Regions from separate parts of the Homo sapiens genome. Here region 1 is linked to region 2. Evidence: read pairs that join two places in POLR2A ChIA-PET (ENCODE). Cell type or tissue: CD4-positive, alpha-beta T cell. All regions are shown on one strand. Each heading gives the region's core, and the rest is flanking DNA. Links, peaks and the distances in the headings are about the cores only.

The links. Peaks named below come from ENCODE experiments on the same cell type or tissue, not always from the same donor. Only the 100,000 strongest peaks of a DNase experiment are listed, where the experiment ranks them.
Region 1: POLR2A ChIA-PET joins it to region 2 with 8 read pairs; 2 of 35 experiments call an interaction of 5 or more read pairs at or near these places.

What each region holds. Positions count from the first base shown.
Region 1 is chr20:56,717,996-56,725,762 of GRCh38, forward strand. No RefSeq gene overlaps it. Among named protein-coding and RNA genes, the nearest start is that of TFAP2C, 93 kb to the left of the region's middle. RefSeq lists an enhancer at 4,120-4,189. In CD4-positive, alpha-beta T cell, for the core only: no CTCF peak of the experiment used is centred there; a DNase peak (open chromatin) is centred at 4,316.
Region 2 is chr20:56,530,636-56,538,402 of GRCh38, forward strand. It overlaps FAM209B (family with sequence similarity 209 member B), which reads left to right and starts at 2,611. Exons shown (of 2, transcript NM_001013646.4): 1 at 2,611-2,955; 2 at 5,537-5,885. The coding sequence starts at 2,707. The coding sequence ends at 5,803. It also overlaps a transcript of FAM209A not described here. In CD4-positive, alpha-beta T cell, for the core only: no CTCF peak of the experiment used is centred there; no DNase peak of the experiment used is centred there.

The DNA.
Region 1 (7,767 bases), core at 1,440-6,439, 190 kb after region 2:
TGGGGTTCAAACGATTCTCCTGCCTCAGCCTCCTGAGTAGCTGGGACTATAGGCATGCGCCACCATGCCTGGCTAATTTTTATTTTATTAGTAGAGATGGAGTTTCACCAGGTCGGCCAGGCTGGTCTCAAACTCCTGACCTCAGGTGATCCACCCGCCTTGGCCTCCCAAAGTGTTAGGATTACAGGCATGAGCCACCATGCCCGGCCTCATATGGTTTTTATTTTGATGGATGTAAACACTCTGAGTTCCTAGGGCCTCAGTCAAGGCCCACTCATCAAGCCCTTCCCTGGAGGTGCCCATCTGGGACTTTCTGGAATAAGATTCCAGCCACCAGCCCATCCAGGAAACCCCGCGCGCCTCCCTCGGGCCGCCTTCACTCCTCTGCAGCCCTCGTGTCTTGTGCTGTAGACCTGGAAGGTCCATACACATCAAAGCCCAAGTTGCTCAAAACCAAACCCTGGGCTCCTGTTCTAGATGTTGAATCGGGGTATGCTCAAGGGTCAGCCGCTGCTACAGGCCAGGGAAAGTGTTTGCCTTTCGATGGGTGTTTGTGGGTGTGAGGGGGAGCTGTCCTTCCCTCTCATCAAAGATTGGAGTTTTCTAATGCAAGAAAGAAAAAGGAAGGAGAGAAAATCATTTAGGCATCACATTAAACAGGGACATAACAGAGGTTAATAATATAGGGCCTGGTGGGCCAGGCGCAGTGGCTCACGCCTGTAATCCTAGAACTTTGGGAGGCCGAGGTGGGTGGATCACTTGAGCCCAGGAGTTCAAGACCAGCCTGGAGAACATGAAGAAACCTTGTCTCTACAAAAAATACAAAAATAAAAAAAGAGTAGAGGGGCTGGAGCCTGTGCACCTGGCTTCAGATCCCAGACCCACTTTCTATTAGGTTGGTGCAAAAGTAATAACAGATTTTTACATTACTTTCAATGGCAAAAACTGCAATTACTTTTGCACCAACCTAATAGCTGTGTGTTTTGGACTCCTTACCTAACCTCTCTGTGCCTGGGTTTCTTAAACTGTAAACAGGAGATAACGATAGTCTCCACCTTATGGGTTGCTGTGAGACGTAAATGGGTGAACACATGTGCACTATTTAAGACAGTGTCTGGCATATAGAAGCCCCCAGTAAATGTCAATTTGATTATTTCAATCAAGTGGAGAAGACATGTGAAGCAGTAAATGTCTGATTCCATACCTGTGGCAGGATGGCAGCCACCTGTTGTGACCCAAGCCCTGCACTGTTTGTCCAGCCTTCACCATATAGCTGTCCCCATCTGGCAGATGAGGAAGCTGAGCCTTGGAGCTGGTCAGAGGCTTAGACGGGGTCCCGAAGCTTGAAGGGTGGGACTGAGGTTCAAGCCAGGATTGTGTGACTTGAAAGTCGATGTCCTTTTCTTCTGGGCACCACTGAAGGTTGGACTGGCTTGGCCCAGACTGCCTTCCCTTTTGACAGGGTAGTTCGTCAAGCCATATTTTCTGAGCACTGCTGTGGGCCAGGCACTATGAGCAAGACACAGTGGCCTGGAGGGCTGTCCGCGTGATTTGTGAGGCTCCTTGTTCAAACATTAAGACTTTCTTTTCTTTCTTTTTTTTTGTTTTTCTTTGTTTCTTGTTTTTTTGGTTTTTATTTTTTTGAGACGGAGTCTCGCTCAGTCTCCAAGGCTGGAGTGCAGTGATGCAATCTCGGCTCACTGCAACCTCTGCCTCCCGGGTTCAAGCGATTCCCCTGCCTCAGCCTCTTGAGTAGCTGGGACTATGGGCACATGCCACCACGCCTGGCTAATTTTTTGTATTTTTAGTAGAGACGGGGTTTCACAGTGTTAGCCAGGATGGTCTCGATCTCCTGACCTCGTGATCCGCCCTCCTTGGCCTCCCAAAGTGCTGGGATTACGTGTATGAGCCACCCACCGCGCCAGGCCAAATATTCAGACTTTCAAGAAAGCAGAGCATTGAATGCAGTGCAGGGCCCTTACGAATGCGGGGCCACATGCCGCTTGCCAGGTCTCACGACCATGAGGCCGGCCCTGTCTGCCTGCGTGATGCTTGGGTATGTGTGTGTCTTTTGGGGGCTATGATACCATCAGTAAGGTAAGGAAGACATGATATTAAGTTTTTTTGTTTGTTGTTTTTTTGAGACAGAGTCTCACTCTGTCGCCTAGGCTGGAGTGCAGTGGCACAATCTCGGCTCACTGCAACCTCCCCTTCCCAGGTTCAAGCAATTCTCCTGCCTCAGCCTCCCGAGTAGCTGGGACTACAGGTGTGCGCCACCATGCCTGGCTAATTTTTTGTATTTTTAGTAGAGATGGGGTTTCACCGTGTTGGCCAGGCTGGTCTCGAACTTCTGACCTCAGGTGATCCACCCACCTCAGCCTCCCAAAGTGCTGGGATTACAGGCGTGAGCAGCTGTGCCCAGCTGAGGAAGACATAATATTAATATTGATACTCAAACCAAGACAGCACAACAAGCGCTATAAAGGGAGGCCCTAGGCTTTGTGCAGAAGCCACAAAGAAACACACACCTTGCTTAGTCTGAGATTCTTTGCTTGAAAATGAATTCTCATGGGGAATTTTCTGCAACCCAGGACACTTTTAGAGGAATTCAGAAACATTTACCGAGAGCTGCGTGTGTTTTAGGTGCTGAGAGATGATGCTGAAGCCAAAAGAGGCATGGTCTGTGTGATGCTTAATACTGAGTGTCGACTTGATTGGATTGAAGGGTGCACTATTGATCCTGGGAGTGTCTGTGAGTGTTAACTCAGATTAACATTTGAGTCAGTGAGCTGGGGAAGGCAGAGCCACCCTTAATCGGGTGGGCACCACCTAATCAGCTGCCAGGGAACATAAAGCAGGCAGAAAAAATGTGAAAAGAGAGCATGGCCTAGCCTCCCAGCCTACATCTTTCTCCAGTGCTGGATGCTTCCTGCCCTTGGACATCGGACTCCAGGTTCTTCAGTTTTGGAACTCAGACTGGCTTTCCTTGCTCCGCAGCCTGCAGATGGCCTATTGTGGGACCTTGTGATTGCGTAAGTTAATACTTAATAAACTCCTATATATATCCTATTAGTTCTGTCCCTCTAAGAGAACCCTAATACAGTCTGTCTCCTGCAGCTCATGGTCTAACTGGGAGACAGATGATAGGCATTAACCAAATGATCCGATGAATGGATGAGCAGGTACAGGTGTGATAAGTGTGGGGCCAGGGAGAGAAGGGGTGCTCTGGTTGCTTTTAAAAAGGGGCTTTGACCCAGTTTGCCAGGGATGTCTTTGCTGGGGGGAGCGCCAAAGCTTGAGCAGACTTTGACCAGATGCAAAGCAGAGAGAACAGTGTCCCAGGCAGAAGGCCGATGTGTGCCAAAGCCCAGAGGGGGACAGAGGAGCCTCAGGCCAGCATGACAGTGCCCTGTGAGGGAGGGGCAGGGAGGTGGGAGAGGAAATGCTGAGGTCCCAGGGCTAGATTAAAAAAATGCCGCCTATGGGCCAGGTGCAGTGGCTCACGCCTGTAATCCCAGCACTTTGGGAGGCCTAGGCAGGTGAATCACCCGAGGTTGGGAGTTCGAGACCATCCTGGCCAATACGGTGAAACCCTGTCTCTACTAAAAATACAAAAATTAGCCAGGCATGGTGGCAGGTGCCCATAATCCCAGCTACTCGGGAGGCTGAGGCACGAGAATCGCTTGAACCCAGAAGGCGGAGGTTGCAGTGAGTCAAGATTGTGCCACTGCACTCCAGCCTGGGCGACAGAGACAGACTCCATCTCAAAAAACAAACAAACAAAAACTGTCACCTACAGCCACTCAAAGATTTCATCCTCGGAGCACTGTAAAGCCAGTGACCGAGTTTAGCAGGAATTAACTGACGCAATCAGTGTTCTGAAGAGGTCACTCTATTCTCTTCTGCCGCCTTCCCTCCCGTCCTACCCACTGGGACCCTCGGACTGGTTCCAAGGAGCAGAGAGGCTGAGATTTACCACGACGTGACAGAAAGGGCTGTCATTTCATTTGAGCCAGCCTGCTGCACAATGATTGTCATCTTGCCAATTACCATCCTGTTTCCAAAAGCACTTTATTGCTGGAGGAATGAATGGGGCTCGATATGGCCTTATATAACAGTTGGACTTCCCTCGCCGGCTTGAAAACAGAGCTCCTGTCAGACTATCAGCCCATAAGAGCATGCCTTGGATCTGATAAACAGACGTTGGCAAATGGGAGGTTGGAAGGTGGTGCCAAGCTCTGTGGTTTGGACTGGTCCTATGAGCGAAACAATCGAAGCAGCTAACCATCTGCAGGAGGGAAAAGAGGAAGGGAAACTCAGCCTGAGACACAAAGAGGAAGTGTGGGAGACAGAGGGGCCGCAGTGGACGAGGTCCCAGTCCCAGCCCCGTTACTACAGCCTTGCAGACTACTGCCTGCCCACCAGCAGGATGCCACGTTTGTAGGGCGAGTAGACGTTCTGTTGATTTCACTAACCTTCCTTCCTGTGGTGCCTCCTTCAGGAATAAAGGGGTGGATGAGGTTGCAAGGATGGAGATGGGAAGGAAGATTGGTGGACAATTTTGTAGAGAGCTTTTGCGGATGATGAGTTGCCCTTCGTACTTGCTGATGTTCACTTACAAGCTGTAAAGCCTTTACTGCTGTTGCCATTGGATGGTTTTGGACTGAGCTAGGCACATTCTCTTGCACAGGGCTACTTGAGACCATGGCCAACTTGTCAGAGGCTTGGCTGCAAGTCTACCCTGCTGGCCTGTTAGGAGTTCAGGGAACCACACAGAGACCCCACTTGGGCATACTTATAGGACAACATCTATCATTTGGATGGACAGCGGACAGAGACAAGATCTGCTCAACCAAATCCACTTCCCCAGCTTTTATCATGTAGGCCACTGTTAGGCATGTATTCTCTTAAATGCAGCCCAAAGCATCCCCAGTGAATACACCAGAGGGCCCCCTGAATATTCTTGCCAAAGCCTTTGAGTGTGCAAGGCCTTGAGCCAGCAAGTGAGAATTCCATTCCTTGTGTTATGCTGCCTTGGTGGAAGCAGTGCTGTTTGGCTCTTGATACAATGCATGGTTTAGAGAAGCAGCTCTTCAGATTTTATTCCTGGAGCCCTCTTCTTTTTAAGACCGATCATGTGGCTAGAGCAGGCTTCTCTGCCTGGGCACTGTTGACCTTAAGGGCGAGATCATTTCATGTTGTGGAATTATGTTCCATGTGGTGGGGCATCCCTGTCTTCCACTCACTAGATGCCAGTAACACTCTCCCCTAGTTGTGACAACCAAAAATGTCCCCAGGAGGCAGAACTGTTTCCTGTTGAGAACCTTTGGACTAGAGGAATAATCTGGAATCAGATTTGTATACAGTCTACCAAAATTCTGAGCGTCCTTCTCTCCTGACCTGCCTGTTTCTTTACCTGTGTCAAGACTGCCATGCGATCTTGGTTACATCCTCATTCACAGCTAGGATGACTGTCACAGGACTCTCATGCAGAGGGAGGGCCATCTTCCTACGGCCTCATTGGTTTTCCAGAAACGCTTGAGCAAATTCCGGGTCACTGCTGGGCAGAAGTGAGGACTTGAGAAAGTATTCAGACAGCTGCTTCCGAGCTCCTCTCACAGTTAGACTGAGATGGAGGACAGCTGAGAGGCTCAGTAATGTCCATGGATTTGGCCCCAAATTGGCTATGGAGAGTAGGTTGGAAGTTTAAAAAACAATAATAGATTTTCTTTTCTTTTTAGACAGAGTCTCATTCTGTTGCCCAAGCTGGAGTGCAGTGGTGCGATCTCATGTCTGAGTCTCCCCAGTAGCTGGGATTACAGGCGTGTGCCACTATGCCCAGCTAATTTTTGTATTTTTAGTAGAGATGGGGTTTTGCCATGCTGGCCTCAAGAAATCCACCCGCCTCAGCCTCCCGAAGTGCTGGGATTATAGGCATGAGCCACTGTGCCCAGACAATAATATAATTTCTTGTTAGAGGCCGTCACTCCTGGATTTGAGATGAGTTAGGTGTCAAAACCGGAAGTGGAGATTTGGTAGAGTGAAGAGGCATTTCCAGCACCCAAATGGGCCTTGAGAATCAAGAGACCTCATTGCAAGGAAATGGTCTTGGATGGGAAGTGCAGGCCCTGCCACCGGTGTGGCTCACTCTCCCCACAACGCCAAACAGCAGCCCAGTCTCAACGGGGGAACCTGGGTGTGTTGGGGTTTTTGTCTAACATCTTGGAATGATTCATTCATCTTCTGCTCTCAATCAAATCCACTGGCCTTGTTGAAGACCTTCCCATCATCACAGAACCCTGTTTTGTATAAAATAAATTGGAACCACTGGCATTGAATGGAGCAAAAAATAGAACTCTGTGAGAAATACTTGCTGTCCAGTAAGCCGGGGGCGGCTTTTCTTTACCAATGCCTCCTTCCCTTTGAAAACAGGAAGTCACCATGGCCAAAAGTAAATGAGTTTCCAGCCGGCTGGGTCAAAATCCAGACTCCACCTCCCACTCCCACCTGTGGGCTCCATGTCAACCTGCCCAACTTTCTCTTTGGGTCTTGACACCAGCGGCTGACTAAGCCCCTGTCAACGCAGCCCTCCTCTTTGATCTGAACTTTCTGGCACTGTCTCTGTTCTTGTTCAGAGGGAAGCTTCCATCTTCCTCCTCATGTCTCCTCTTGGCCCCCTTTCCTAATCCTTGGAGTGCAGGCAAAACTCTGAATGTGTTTTTTCCTCAGATAAATTGTAAAAAGGGGCAGGTGCCAGAGCTGTCCAGCCAGCACTCAGTATTCTTACCCACCCTGGCTTAGGGTTGAAGAGGAGAACTGTCTGAATTCTTCATACAGGTCTCTGACCTAAGACATTTCATGAGGTTTGTTTAATTACAGGAGAGTGAAAACCCTATGCAAACTTTCTTTTTCTTTTCTTTTTTCTTTTTTTTTTTTTTTGAGATGGAGTCTCGCTCTGTCACCCAGGCTGGAGTGCAGTGGTGTAATCTCAGCTCATGGCAACCTCTGCCTCCCAGGTTCAAGTGATTCTCCTGCCTCAGCCTCCCAAGTGGCCGGGACCACAGGCGTGTGCTACCATACCTGGCTAATTTTTTGTATTTTTAGTAGAGATGGGGTTTCACCGTGTTAGCCAGGATGGTCTTGATCTCCTGACCTCGTGATACACTTGCCTCAGCCTCCCAAACTGCTGGGATTACAGGTGTCAGCCACCGCACCCGGCCACAAACTTTCTTAGATAAACAAAGAAATTTATTGACTTATGTGGTTGAAAAGGCCAGTGGCTTCAGGCACGGCTGGATCCAGGGGCTGAAGGATGCCATCCGGAATCATTCTCTATTTCTCTCTCTCTTTTTTCTGGAGACAGGGTCTTACTTTGGCCCCCAGGCAGGAGTGCAGTGGCACAATCACAGCTCACTGCAGCCTTGACCTCCTGGGTTCAAGCAATCCCTGCCTCAGTCCCCCAAGCAGCTGGGAATACAGGCATGCTCCACCATGCCCTGTTAATTTTTGTATATATTTTAGAGATGAGATTTTGTCGTGTTACCCATGCTAGCCTCGAACTTCTGAGCTCAAGCGATTTGCCTGCCTCAGCTTCCCAAAGTGCTGGGAATCCAGGCATGAACCACCATGCCCAGCCATTCTCTATCTCTCAATATTGCTTTCCTCTCCTGGCTTTCTTCTAAGGCAGATTGTGCCCTGTGAAACCCTGACCACCAACTTTCAGCTTACACCCTATCACTGTAGAAAGTCCAGGCAAAATGCACATTG
Region 2 (7,767 bases), core at 1,613-6,612:
ACAGGCATGCACCACCACACTCAGCTAATTTTTTTTTTTTTTTTTGTATTTTTAGTGGCGACAGTGTTTCACCATGTTGGTCAGGCTGGTCTCGAACTCCTGACCTCAGATGATCTGCTCACATTGGCTTCCCAAAGTGCTGGGATTACAGGCATGAGCCACTGCCCCTGGCCATAGCTTGTAGAACTTCTTTGTCACTCCACAGAGCTCAGTACAATTTAAGGCACAGCGAGGGTGCCCAGCTGACTCTTGATTATTTCCTATGCAGCATAAAGTTCTGCTCCTCGGGAGTAAATCTGCGAATCAGAGCCTTCCTCAGGAAGATAGCTCTACAGATGACCCAGGGGAACAAGTACAAGCCGTGCATTCCAGCACCCAGGATTTCTTGTTTCATGTCATTTTAAAGAACTCATGGTTTCAGGTATACTGTGGAGTCCTAGGTTCATTCCCAGCCTTGGCCTCAGTTGTCAAGCTAGCTGTTCCTTCTCACTTGGGGGATTCAGCCCCTTCCCATTTTACCCACCAACTCCTAATCATCTCCCCTGCTCTACTCAACCATCTTTTTCTGGACACTCTTCCTGCATAACCTAGTATAGAGCAGTCCCCTTGTGCTCGTCTCTAAAGCTTCCTGTTCTTATCACAATTGTTTTTTCTTCTTTCTTTGTTTTTTTTTTTTTTTTGAGATGGAGTTTCGCTCTTGTTGCCCAGGCTGGAGTGCAATGGCACAATCTCAGCTCACCGCAACCTCTGCCTCCCAGGTTCAAGCAATTCTCCTGCCTCAGCCTCCCGAGTAGCTGGGATTACAGGCATGCACCACCATGCCCAGCTAATTTTTTTGTATTTTTAGTAGAGATGGGGTTTCTCCATGTTGGCTTGGCTGGTCTCAAACTCTCGACCTTAGGTGATCCACCCACCTCACCCTCCCAAGGTGCTGGGATTACAGGCATGAGCCACCGTGCCCGGCCTCTTACCACAATTTTAATCGAACTATACTCTTTTTTCTTTTCTGAAACACAGTCTCACTCTGTCACCCAGGCTGGAGTAGAGTGTCTTGATCTCAGCTCACTGCAACCTCTGCCTCCAAGGTTCAAATGATTCTCCTGCCTCAGCCTCCCAAGTAGCTGAGATTGCAGGCGTGCATTGCCACACCTGGCTAATTTTTGTATTTTTAGTAGAGATGGGGTCTCGCTATGTTAGCCAGATTGGTCTGGAACTCCTCCTGACCTCAGGTGATCTGCCCACCCTGGCCTCCCAAAGTGCTGGGATTACAGGTGTGAGCCCCTGCCCCTGTGCCTGGCCCAATGTATACTCTTTTTTTCTTTTCTTTTCTTTTCTTTTCTTTTTTTTTTTTTTTTTTGAGACTGAGCCCTGCTCTGTTGCCCAGACTGGAGTGCAGTGGCGCCATCTAAGCTCACTGTAACCTCTACTTCCTGGGTTCAAGTGATTCTCCCGTCTCAGCCTCCCAAGTAGCTGGGATTACAGGCACATGCCACCATGCCTGGCTAATTTGTGTATTTTTAGTAGAGATAGGGTTTCACCATGTTGGCCAGGCTGGTCTCAAACTTCTGACCTTGGGTGATCTGCCTACCTTGGCCTCCCAAAGTGCTGGGATTACAAGTGTGAGCCACCAGGCCTGGCTCCAAAGTATACTCTTAACCCAAGGCAGGCACACACTGCTGCTGTCAATGATGGTATGTGGTAATAGGGAGTGGTGGGGACTGTGGAGGGAATATGGCCACAGGATGGATGATTTCACTTGGCTCTAGCAGAAGACTGGTTCTATGACAGTGTGGGCCCAGTGCTTCCAGAACTCTTCATATTTTCTTTTCTTTCTTTTTCTTTTTCTTTTTTTTTTTTTTTTTTTTTTGAGACAGAGTCTTGCTCTGTTGCCAGGCTGGAGTGCAGTGGCGTGATCTCGGCTCATCACAACCTCTGCCTCCTGGGTTCAAGTGATTCTCCTGTCTCAGCCTCCCAAGTAGCTGAGACTACAGGCGTGTGCCACCACATCCAGCTAATTTTTGTATTTTTAGTAAAGACGGGGTTTCACCACGTTGGACAGGATGGTCTCGATCTCTTGACCTCGTAATCTGCCCGCCTCAGCCTCCCAAAGTGCTGGGATTACAGGCGTGAGCTGCCGCGCCCGGCCACGCTCTCATATTTTCAAAGGAAGCCGGAAACCTGGACTTTTAAAGTGAAATACCCACCCCCCACAACATTTAAGTACTGACTAATAATTTTTAGAAACAACATAGGCCAAACAAAACACATAGGTGGCTCCGAGTTTGTAGGTAGCCTGTGGTTTAATATCTTTCTCTCCCATTTAACTCAGCTCCACGGGGCACATGGCATCTCCCTCTGCTCATCATAGTGTTTGGATCAAACAAATGAAAAACAGAAACATGACGGCCTCTACCAGCAAAAGCTCGAGGGTTGGAAAGAGTCCCCTGGCAGGGAATTGGCACCCCGTCGTGCCTATCCTCTCTCTCTGACTGCCTGCTGGAAATGCCCCCATCTCCCTTTGAGTCCTCCTCCCGGGCGACTCCTGTGACCTGTAACCTCTGTCCTGAAATCATCACAATGGCCAGGGTGGCCTCAGCTCAGGGCCTCTGTGACATCACCAAGGGCCTGGCACCAGGTGCCCAGTCTTCCAGTTGCGAGGGCAAGCAAACCCGTCATGAGCAACTCCCTTCCCCATCTCTGCTCACCATGTGGACGCTGAAATCGTCCCTGGTCCTGCTTCTGTGCCTCACCTGCAGCTATGCCTTTATGTTCTCTTCTCTGAGACAGAAAACTAGCGAACCCCAGGGGAAGGTGCCGTGTGGAGAGCACTTTCGGATTCGGCAGAACCTACCAGAGCACACCCAAGGCTGGCTTGGGAGCAAATGGCTCTGGCTTTTGTTTGCTGTTGTGCCGTTTGTGATACTGCAGTGTCAAAGAGACAGTGAGAAGAATAAGGTAAGGATGGCTCCATTTTTTTTACACCATATTGATTCAATCTCAGGAGTCTCAGGGAAACGGATGTTCTAGTGAGTCTAGGCGGCACCGTTGGGTATAATGAACCGACCTCATGGTCCTGGGCAAAGCTGGCAAATTCACTTCCTGATGTATCCTTAGTGAAGACAATAGTCCCCACATCCACAGATATTGGGACAAACAGTGGAAGATGACCTCTAGTTTCTTGGCTCAAAGTTCTTCTGGTTAGATGGATTTTTTCAAATGTAGGATAGATTCAAGAACTCAGCCGGGCGCAGTGGTTCATGCTGTAATCCCATCACTTTGGGAGGCCAGGGCAGGTGGATTGCCTGAGGTCGGGAGTTTGAGAACAGCCTGGCCAACACGGTGAAACCCCATCTCTACTAAAAATACAAAAATTAGCTGGGCATGGCGGCGTGTGTCTGTAATCCCAGCTACTCGGGAGGCTGAGGCAGAAGAATGGCTTGAACCCTGGAGGCAGAGGTTGTGGTGAGCTGAGATCACACTACTGCACTCCTGCATGGGCGACTGAGACTCTGTCTCAAAATAAAGAACTTATGGTGTGTTTTAGAAGGTCAAAATTATATTATTCACAGGGCCAAATTCACTGTTCCCTTGCTTTTTACATTTTTCCTAGTGCTTGACTTACTGAAAATTCCTGAGCTAAATGGAAATGATATCATCCCAACAAAATATGAAACTTCTGTAAGGAGATAAAGGTGTAGGCCGGGCACAGTGGCTCATGCCTGTAATCCCAGAACTTTGGGAGGCCGAGACGGGCAGATCACTTGAGGTCAGGAGATTGAGACCAGCCTGGCCAACATGGTGAAACCTCGTCTTTACTAAAAATACAGAAATTAGGCCAGGCGCGGTGGCTCACCCCTGTAATCCTAGCACTTTGGGAGGCTGAGGCGGGTGAATCACGAGGTCAGGAGTTCGAGACCAGCTGGGCAACATGGTGAAACCCTGTCTCTACTAAAAATACAAAACCTAGCTGGGCGTAGTGGCGGGCGCCTGTAATCCCAGCTACTCGGGAGGCTGAGGCAGGAGAATCACTTGAACCCTGGAGGCAGAGGTGGTAGTGAGCCGAGATGGAGCCACTGCACTCCAGCCCAGGTGACAGAGTGAGACTCTGTCTCAAAAAAAAAAAAAAAAAAAAAAAAAGCTGGGCCCAGTGGCTCATGCCTGTAATCCCAGCACTTTGGGAGGCCGAGGCGGACGGATCATCTGAGGTCAGGAAGTTGAGACCAGCCTGACCAACATGGAGAAAGCCCGTCTCTACTAAAAATACAAAATTAGGCGTAGTGGCGCATGCCTGTAATCCCAGCTACTCGGGAGGCTGAGGCAGGAGAATCGCTTGAACCCGGGAGGTGGAGGTTGCAGTGAGCCGAAACTGCGCCATTGCCCTCCAGCCTGGGCAACAAGAGCAAAACTCTGTCTCAAAAAAAAAAAAAAATACAGAAATTAGCCAGGTGTGGTGGCACACCCCTGTAATCCCAGCTACTCGGGAGACTGAGGCAGGAGAATCACTTGAACCTGGGAGGCAGAGGTTGCAGTGAGCTGAGATCGTGCCACTGCACGCCAGCCTGGGCGACAAAGTGAGACTCTGTCTCAAAAAAAAAAAAAATTAGCTGGTATGGTGGTGGGCACCTGTGGTCCCAGCTACTTGGGAGGCTGAGGCATAAGAGTTGCTTGAACCCCGGCCGGGGGTGGTGGCTCATGCCTGTAATCCCAGCAATTTGGGAAGCCGAGGCGGGTGGATCACCTGAGGTCAGGAGTTCGAGACCAGCCTGGCCAACATGATAAAACCCTGTCTCTACAAAAATACAAAAATTAGCCGGGCATGATGGCGGGTGCCTGTAATCCCAGCTACTCGGGAGGCTGAGGCAGGAGAATAGCTGGAACCTGGGAGGCAGAGGTTGCAGTGAACCGAGATCATGCCACTGCACTCCAGCCTGGGTGACAGGGCAAGATTCCGTCTCACAAAAAAAAAGAATTGCTTGAACCCAGGAAGTGGAGGTTGCGGTGAGCCAAGATCACACCAGCCTGGGTGACAGAGTGAAACTGTGTCTCAAAAAAACAAACAAAAAAAAGAGATGAAGGTGTAAAGTAGTAACAGCTGGGCCTCAAAGTGACCATAAACAATTCTTTCAAGTAGAAGGAGAAAGGGAAAGAAAGCGTATTCTCCCCTAGAAAGACCCAGCATTTCATGATCCTGTGCCCAAACTGATTAGAGGAAGGATTGGCAAACTTTTTCTGTAAAGGGCCAGAGAGTGAATATTTACAGCTTTGTGGGCAGTACGGTCTTCCTTGCAACTACTCAAATCTGCTGTTGTAACATGAAGCAGCCTTAAACAATATAGAAATGAGTGAGCATGACTGTGTGCCAATAAAACTTTATTTACAAAAACAGGTGGAGGGCCAAATTTGGCCATAGTCTGCCAGTGCCTGCACTCGAGCACTGCTAGAACCATCTTTTCTTAAATGAGCCCAACTGTCTTGGAACTGTGTCAAAACCAGCAAAGTCCATGATATTATTGACCTTGAATATCTTTCTTGACAGGAGCAGAGTCCTCCTGGCCTTCGAGGCTTCCCATTTCGCACTCCACTAAAGAAAAATCAAAATGCTTCTCTTTACAAAGACTGTGTATTCAATACCTTAAACGAACTTGAAGTGGAGCTTTTGAAATTTGTGTCCGAAGTGCAGAATCTTAAAGGTGCCATGGCAACAGGCAGTGGCAGTAACCTCAAGCTTCGAAGGTCAGAGATGCCTGCAGATCCATACCATGTCACAATCTGTAAAATATGGGGAGAAGAAAGCTCTAGCTGAATGGATTTGTGTGTCAGGAGAGAAAAAAGTTGAGTGTTGACAAACTGTATGCAAACTAATAAAACTATTCTGAAGAAAAGAACTTCCATGTTTGAGAGCTTGCTTCTTTTCTTTTTTTTCACTAGAAGAAAAAGTGAATGGGAGACCAGTAGCCATAGCAGTGATGGTTTTGTTTTTGCCTCTCTCATGTCATCTAGAGCTGTGGATGGTGAGGAGAGCACCGAAAGCTACATAATAGTACGTGATGAGCTCGTGCTTCCGTGCAATGGCCGCGGGTGGACGATGGAGCTAGGGAAATCTGGGATAAGATGCTGACGTCACTTCCATACAAACTCTCGCTCTCTGTAGTATCTACTTGTGCAAGATACAGAACTGCTTTTTATCTTTGATTTATTACAAAAGACGGCGTTAATGATAGTTTTAAAATGGTAAAATGATTCAATTAGGAGGGGTGTATTCTAGAGTTATCTGATTCTCTCACCACAAGAGTCCTTTCACTCATTCCATGTCAAAGGTTCCATGCATTGACTTTTCCTTCTACCAAACTGGCAGTTACATTTGTCAGTAGTTGGATTAAGAAAAAGGGAGAGGCCAGGCATGGTGGCTCACATCCGTAATCTTAGCACTTTGGGAGGCCAAGGCGGGAGGATTGCTTGAGTCCAGGAGTTTGAAGCCACCCTGGGCAACATAGTGAGATTCCTTCTCTATTATTTTTAAATTAGAAAAAAAAAAAAGGGAAAAACAATTCATCCTTTCTATATCATTGGGGTTTTGGATACAGATGTGCTAACCAGGGGCTCCCCAATCAGTTGATATGTACTTTATCATACTTATTTAAAATGTGGATATTTTACATGTTAGTGTGGCTGACTCTGCACACACTTAGGGCTGTAAGTCTCCTACTGACCCCTGAGCCGACCTTCCCTCATTTAAAAGGCCAACCTGTGGCCGGGTGTGGTGGCTGAAGCCTGTAATCCCAGCATTTTGGGAGGCTGAGGGGGCAGATCATGAGATCAAGAGATCGAGACCATCCTGGCCAATGTGGTGAAACCTCGTCTTTACTAAAAATACAAAAATTAGCTGGGCGTGGTGGCAGGCGCCTGTAGTCTCAGCTGTTTGGGAGACTGAGGCAGGAGAATTGCTTGAACCCAGGAGGCGGAGGTTGCGGTAAGCCGAGATCATGCCACTGCACTCCAGCCTGGCGACAGAGCAAGACTCCATCTCAAAAATAAATAAATAAATAAATAAAAGGCCACACACACTTGTGCGTGGCTGGAGAGAACAGTTAGCTGTGGGACACCATGGAAATTCCTTTATTTCACTTCAGTCCAAACTTCTGGTGCCTGACAGAGAAGTCCTGAATCTCTGCCACCTTCCTTTATTTGTCCGCTCCCATTATTTGCACAAGGCTTTCAGGATCCTCCCTGAACATGTGATTTTCTCCATGTGTAGGAGGTGGACCTCTTGTAAAATGTCCTTGAACATTTTGCTTTTTGTCTTAACTCTCAGCTTTCAATATGGGGGAAATGGAAGGAGCCAAGATTACTCCTTTTGCCTTCCAGATTATTTATGAGTGTTTTCAAGCAAACCAGAGTATGTGAGTTATTGTCACAGCCCACTCTGAAGAAATCCAGATAAGAAAAAAATTGGTTTTAACCAGTAATCTCAAGATGGGGCAGGTTTTAGATTGTCTTCATTTAACCAGTAGCTATTAGATCTGCGGTCAGCAAGCTACAGCTCACAGGCCAATTTGGCCGCCTGCCTATATTTGTACAGCCTTGTGAACTAATAATGATTTTTATATTTTTTCGTGGTTAAAAATATCAGGCAGGGTGTGGTGGTGTGCACCTGTAGTACCAGCTACTCTGGAGGATGAGGCAGGAGGATTGCTTGAGCCCAGGAGTCTGAGTTCAGCCTGAGCAACATAGTGAGAACCTGTTGCTATATATATATATATATGGCAA